Linked DNA regions of Homo sapiens: region 2 is linked to region 1. The links are chromatin contacts, found by Hi-C or POLR2A ChIA-PET in ENCODE. All regions are on one chromosome and are shown on one strand. The core of a region is the stretch at or near the end of the contact, and the rest is flanking DNA. Distances in the headings are between cores, read along the strand shown.

What was found. A loop is a pair of places that touch in the nucleus more often than their neighbours do. ChIA-PET counts read pairs that join two places held with the same protein, here RNA polymerase II (POLR2A). Pooled maps may share reads with other maps.
Region 2: a pooled map shows a loop between it and region 1 (20-fold over the local background). The contact joins the promoter of POLR2J3 here to the promoter of FAM185A in region 1. A Hi-C loop is called at or near these places in 2 of 37 single-sample maps with no recorded cell type and 5 of 50 pooled maps. POLR2A ChIA-PET finds 5 or more read pairs at or near these places in 1 of 52 experiments (endothelial cell of umbilical vein).

The regions. Positions count from the first base shown.
Region 1 is chr7:102,747,578-102,750,912 of GRCh38, reverse strand. It overlaps FAM185A (family with sequence similarity 185 member A), which reads right to left and starts at 1,914. Exons shown (of 8, transcript NM_001145268.2): 1 at 1,255-1,914. The coding sequence starts at 1,705. It also overlaps the pseudogene RASA4DP. RefSeq lists silencers at 1,925-2,094, 2,135-2,224 and an enhancer at 1,897-2,191.
Region 2 is chr7:102,571,073-102,574,403 of GRCh38, reverse strand. POLR2J3 (RNA polymerase II subunit J3) reads left to right here and starts at 1,821. Exons shown (of 4, transcript NM_001097615.3): 1 at 1,821-1,932. The coding sequence starts at 1,883. LOC124901712 reads left to right here. Exons shown (of 2, transcript XM_047421160.1): 2 at 480-697. The coding sequence ends at 597. It overlaps POLR2J3-UPK3BL2 (POLR2J3-UPK3BL2 readthrough), which reads left to right and starts at 1,821. Exons shown (of 9, transcript NR_173351.1): 1 at 1,821-1,932. RefSeq lists a silencer at 1,481-1,654 and an enhancer at 2,021-2,682.

The DNA.
Region 1 (3,335 bases), core at 665-3,164:
AAACAAACAAAAAACCCCACAAGATTGTGGACAAATGGCAGTGGTATATGAAGCAAGTTTGGAAAATAAGGAATTACAAATGCCATCCTTGGCTGTCTATTTAAGATGTAACTGCAGGCATCTCTGTATACAAATTTTAAAAATTAAAAACGCTGATATTTAATTTGGAATTAACATAAATATTGATGATTTCTCTTAAAGTAGGCAAGACCCGCCCCCCCACTTGATTCCTGAAACCACAAATAGTACCAAATCCTATATATTCTATGTTTTTTCCTGTATACATATCAATGATCAAGTTTAATTTATAAACTAGGCATAGTAAGAGATGAACAATAATAACAAATACAGCAATTATAACAATATACTGTAATAAAAGTTATATTACTGTGATCTGTCAAAATATCTTAATATTTTCCTACAACAGCTGAGGCAGGTAACAAACTGAGACAGCCAAACGGTGGATAAGGGAGGACTACGGCATCTACTATTTGGGCAACTCTAAGCATTATAAAAGATGATCTTAAAAATGCTAAATGCTATTATTATTACTATCATCATCATCATCAATATCTTCCATCAGTCCCAGGAAGAATGACAGTCTGGGGAGCCCTTCCTAGAAAAGTGTGTGTACACAGTGGCTTGCCATTTAGGAAAAGCTAAGAAAGGTATCTTGCAGGCATTATTATTGAAGCTTCCTAGGCAGGCTTACCATGTGTTTTTCTTCAAAGCTTGCTACTCATGGAAAACTTAGGCCAAAAAGAATGGAAATATAACAGTAAGAAGCTGGGCGCCCGTCTAAAACCAAATACTCAAACCAGGTGATACCCGGAACATCCTATTGACAGGGCTGTTTTGGGACAGACCCCCAGGCTGTGAGCAAGATGAAATGTAGATGGACTGCCATACCATTGAATGAATTGTCAAGAAACTTCAACCTTGAAAAATAAGCCAGTTTGCTAATGACAACGGGATAAAGGAGAACACAAGCGGCTCCAGAAATAGAATTTGACCTGGATTATACCAAATCATGTTTCCATTCGATGTATAAAATTTCTATAATTGGGAACCTAATTTTTAAATACTACTCGGACACTCAAGAACAGAACAGAGGAAAAGGTGCATTTCCGAAGGGGCCAACTGTAAATTAGGTTTAGAGAGCCAGGACCAATTAAAAGTGCACGTCGACCACATTTATTAAGTTCACTGTGCGTTCCCTGGGACCCAAACCCGTTTTCACTTCACTTCACTTGCCAAACTTCAGGGGCGCGTTCACCTCCACGGACGCCTGGGGGTGGATAGTATCAGACACAATGGCCATCTCCTCCAGATCCTCGTCGTACTTCACCTGCAGGCCGTCCAGGCCCCGCACGCCGCCCTCCACGCCGCACACCGCGACCAGCACGCGGTCGCCATCCGGGTAGGTGAGGGGGTCCAGGGGCCTCACGGCCAGGTGGCACGGGAGCCGCGCCCGCAGCCGACCAAACGGGCTCACCTGCAGTGTCCACTCCTTCAGAGTTCGGCGCCCCGGGCCAGGCGGAGGGACCTCAGTCTCCGATCCGGGCCAGCGCTCGCTCCCACCTGAGCTGTACGGCCTGGCTTGGCAAGCCCAGCAAGCCCAGCGCCCAGCGCCAGCCCACAGTCGGACCTGACGGAGACAGAGACGGAAGCAGCCAAGCTCCCAACCTGAGCAGGGGGCAAGCATGGCGCGCCTCTCTCGCCAGTCCTCAGAACACTTCAGCCACAGGGAGGGTCACTTGCCACGGCCAATCGACTTGGCCACTGTGCCGCCTCAAGTCAAATAGGAGACGTAAGTCAGGGTTTGCTGAAACAAGAGCGAGCCGGTTGGCTTGACTAGGCGTTCTAAACATCAGCCGCGCAATCCCCAGGGGCAAGTTGGGATTTGAAAGCTCTAAACTCTGACCTGGACCCCTTGCCTAAGTCCACCCCCTTTCGCTAAGGCCGACGGGATAGGTAGTTCTAAGTCGCAGAGCTCTGCCTCTTAGAAACCACATTTCCCAGGAGGCAATGCGCAGGGGAGCACGGGTAAGAGGGTAGGTGTTAGAATCGCTGGAAAGGCGGGCGCCCTTTGTCTCAAGACCATTGGCTATTGGAGGGGCGGTACATGGGAGTCCACTGGCCAATGGGAAGCACGGAAGGGGCAACGCGGGTAAAGCTGCGTGGTCACCTTGGATACCAAGCACGCGACTTCTTGGTTGGAGAGGGTGGAGCTTTGGAGTGAGACCCAGGACGCCAAATCCCAAAGAGAAAAATAGGAGCCTAAATAAGGATCAGGACCAAGGGAAGGGGTAAGAAACTGCGCTTTTTAAGATGACAACTAGGTGCAAACTAGGAGTAACCTCTGTGGATGTCAACATCCAAGCTTCACTAACTTAGTGAGGGCATCTCCAGGGCATGGAGAATGCCTTGGTAAGAAAGTAAAGAGCAAGATTGGTGCTTTTTGAGGGAATTGCCTCTTTGGAAGTGTATTCCCTCCTATATTCCAAATATAGGAATAGAGTACTTGCTCCGTCCTGACCCTAAGTGACCTTACTTTGGGTTTTAATTTGCTCACTTTAAAAATGTAGATAATAATACCTTCCTTGCCTTGCCTCAAAGGGTTTTTGTAAGGATCAAGTAAGAAAATGGATGGGACCGTGGTGCACAGTCTACAAAATTACCGTGTAAAGAACTGTATTTTTATTTCAACGTACTTAACATTGATTCTGAGTTACCAAGAAAATTATGAGAGATCAGAACTTGTTTTGAGAATAGCATTGATCTCTTTGACTACAAATGATCCTCAGTTTTAGAGTGAAAAAAAAAAAAAAGACACAAAAAAGAGAGTCACCATGGTGCGGTGGAAAGAGCAGGGACAAGGGTCAGGTTATTTTCCTGGCTCTGCCACTGCTTCATCTGTGTCACCTAGACCTGTTTCTTTAGTTTTAAAATGAAGAAAGATGGTTCTAAATGACCCTATAAGGGGTGTGTGTGTGTGTGTGTGTGTGTGTGTGTGTGTGTTTACCTTTTATAATTCTATAGGCAGTAAAATAATGGGAACAGAAAGATTTATTTTCTTCTTTTTTCTTTTTTTCTTCTTTCCTGCCTGGTTTCTCTCTCCCCCTCTGTGCCCCTACTTCCTCCTAAAATGTATTCCCTAAATTATTTAGCCAAGACACCTGCAAACACTAACATTTCATAAAATGCAAGTGCCTTAAAAAATAGAAGCCCTTACCCAAGTACAATGACCAGAATTCTTGGGGCTATCGTGATAGATAGACTGGGCTAAAGTTCTCATGGGTACAAGTCTCAGGTTCTCTGCTAGCCACTACCTT
Region 2 (3,331 bases), core at 572-3,071, 180 kb after region 1:
GCAGAAATAAAGACACAAGACAAAGAGATAAAAGACAGCTGGGCTGGGGGGACCACTACCACCAAGACGCAGAGACCAGTAGTGGCCCTGAATGCCAGGCTGCGCTGATATTTATTGGATACAAGACAAAGGGGCAGGATAAGGAGAGTGAGCCATCTCCAATGATAGGTAAGGCCACATGGGTCACGTGTCCACTGGACAGGGGCCCTTCCCTGCCTGGCAGCCGAGGCAGAGAGAGAGAGGAGAAAGAGAGAGAGACAGCTTACACCATTATTTCTGCTTATCAGAGACTTTTAGTACTTTCACTAATTTGCTACTGCTATCTAGAAGGCAGAGCCAGGTGTACAGGATGGAACATGAAGGTGGACTAGGAGCGTGACCACTGAAGCACAGCATCACAGGGAGACGGTTATGCCTCCGGGTAACTGTGGGCGGGCCTGTGGAGGAGTAGAGTCTTCTCTAAACTCCCCCGGGGAAAGGGAGACTCCCTTTCCCGGTCTGCTAAGTAGCGGGTGTTTTTCCTTGACACTAACGCTACAGCTAGACCACGGTGGGCTTGGCAACAGGTGTCTTCCCAGATGCTGGCGTTACCGCTAGACCAAGGAGCCCTCTGGTGGCCCTGTCCGGGCATAACAGAAAGCTTGCACTCTTGTCTTCTGGTCACTCCTCACTGTCCCCTCAGCTCCCATCTCTGTATGGCCTGGTTTTTCCTAGGTTATGATTGTAGAGCGAGGATTATTATAATATTGGAATAAAGAATAATTACTACAAACTAATGATTAATGATTCATATATAATCATATCTCAGATCTATATCTAGTATAACTATTCTTATTTTATATATTTTATTATACTGGAACAGCTCGTGCCCTCGGTCTCTTGCCTCGGCACCTGGGTGGCTTGCTGCCCACATCCACCAAGTGCACTTTGGGAGGCTGAGGCTGGAGGACTGCTGGAGGCCAGGAGTTCAATACCAGCCTGGGCAACATAGGGAGACCCCCCCCCCCACCATCTCCAAAAATAAAAAAAAAAATAGCTAAGTGTGATGGCACATGCCTGCAGTCCTAACTATCGGGAGGCTGAGGCAGGAGGATCTCTGGAGCCCAGGAGTTGGAGGCTGCATGATGGCGCCACTGTACTTCAGCCTGGGCGACAGAGGGAGACGCTGTCTCTAAATAATAATAATAATATATAAAAAGATATACGTAACCCTACGGGCTCCCCTCTCACTGCTGTATACACCTGCCTCCTTCTGCATCCCTCACCCAATTGTCCCTCCCGGCTAACAAGCCAGCTGCACCCCCCAGGCAGAGGTCCTGCAGCAGTCGGTATAGGCAGCCTGGGCAGGGGGCTTGTCATAGATCTGCCTCTGGCCACGAGATCTTCTGCTCCCCCTACGGCTGCTAGCCGCAGCTGTCCACTACCCCTTAGCTTTATTCTCTCTATTCAGGGGCCTCCTGCTGCGCACTCCAAGGGGGTGCACGTTTCCAAAGAGAGATCAAGGGACATGGGGAAAGGAGAAAGGTACAGCTTGAGGTTCCCGCTCAGCCAGGACTAGGAGGCCTCTGTAGGGGCAGAACAGCCCTGCCGGCGCTCTGAGCATGCGCCGAAAAGCGCCCACGGGGAAAGCCATGCCGGGGTGCGGGGTGGGGGGGTGGGGGGGGGGGGGGGCGGTGCGCTCGCCACTGACGCATGCGCAGAGACACTGGTCTCGCTCGGGGTTTTCTCGCGCCTGCGCAAGATCCTCCAGCCCAACAGGGGGCGATGAGCCGATCCTTGCGCGGGTTTGCCCCGCCGGAGTAATCCGGAAGAGGCCTCTTATTAGGGCTCTGGTGGCGGCGGTGGCGGACACTTGGGGTCTGGACGCAACGGCGGCGGGAGCATGAACGCCCCTCCAGCCTTCGAGTCGTTCTTGCTCTTCGAGGGCGAGAAGTAAGTGACGCCGGCTGCGGAGGGCCGAGGTGCGCGGGCCTGCGGCTGTCGCATTCTGGGGTGTCTCCTGCCCATCTCTTGCCCCGGGAGGGAAACAGCTTTTGCTTGATCGTCTGCTCGGCCTGTGTCAGCCAAATTTAAGGCCGTTCCGCGAGGCAGTCGCGAGTGTGTTCATTTTGCAGATGAGGACACTGAGGCTTGGAGGCGAGCAAGTTGCCCCGGACACAGGAAGTGGCGGCGCTTGTATTCGAACCCAGAGTGTCTGGTTCTCCATAGCCCTTTTCCTCTGGGATCTGGCAGCTTCCTCTTTTTGTCTCTCGCCCGCCACCTCCATCCTTCATCCCCTCCGATCTGTCAGCGGCCTGCGTAAAAGCCGCAGTGGCTCCTCGCTGCCTGCGGGTTGAAGGAGTCCAGGGGAGAGAGCTTGGGCTCACTCTGTATCTGTGGGCGAGTGGCTTGATCTGTCGGAGGCCCTGTTTCCTCATCTGGAAAATGAGTTTATTACTGTACTTAAACGTGGGATTCAGGCCGGGTGCGGTGGCTGACACCTGTAATCCCAGCACTTTGGGAGCCCGAGGCGGGCGGATCACCTGAGGTCGGGAGTTCAAGACCAGCCTGACCAACATGGAGAAACCCTGTCTCTACTAAAAATACAAAATTAGCCGGGCGTGGTGGCAGATGCCTGTAATCCCAGCTACTCAGAAGGCTGAGGCAGGAGAATCACTTGAACCTGGGAAGTGGAGGTTGAGGTGAGCGGAGATCACGCCATTGCACTCCAGCCTGAGCAACAAGAGCGAAACTCCGTTTCAAAAAACAAAAAAAGGGATCTGGCCAGGTGCGCTGGTTCACGCTTTTAATCCCGGCACTTTGGGAGGCTCAGGTGGGAGGATTGCTTGAGCTGAGCACAGGAGTTCCAGGCTGCAGTGAGCTTTGATCGCATCACTGCACTCCAGCCTGGGCGACTGAGCGCAATCCTGTCTCAAAATAAAAAGAATTGGATGAGGTAATTTGTGTAAAACTCTTGGTCCAAAGCTCAGCCCCTGGAAAACCTCATAACCATTGGCTCTTATTGTTCCCAGGTTGGCGTGCAGAGGTCTTGGTCTGGCCCTTGCCAGCCACTTCGGCCTCCTTTAGAGCAGACTCTCAACTGGGGACCATTTGGCCCCACAAGGGACATGTGGCAATAACTGAGAACATTATTGGTTGTCAAAGGGGGTTATGACTGGAATCTACTGGGTAGAGGTCAGGGATGCTGCTGATGTCCTACAATGTCCACAAGACAGCACCCCACAGGAAAGAATGATGCACCCTAAAATGTGTGTGGTGTCAGCCTGGAGAAACCACCTTAGAAAAAAGGATATTCAACTTGATACCTCTCACCTGTGTGAGATTTTACTGT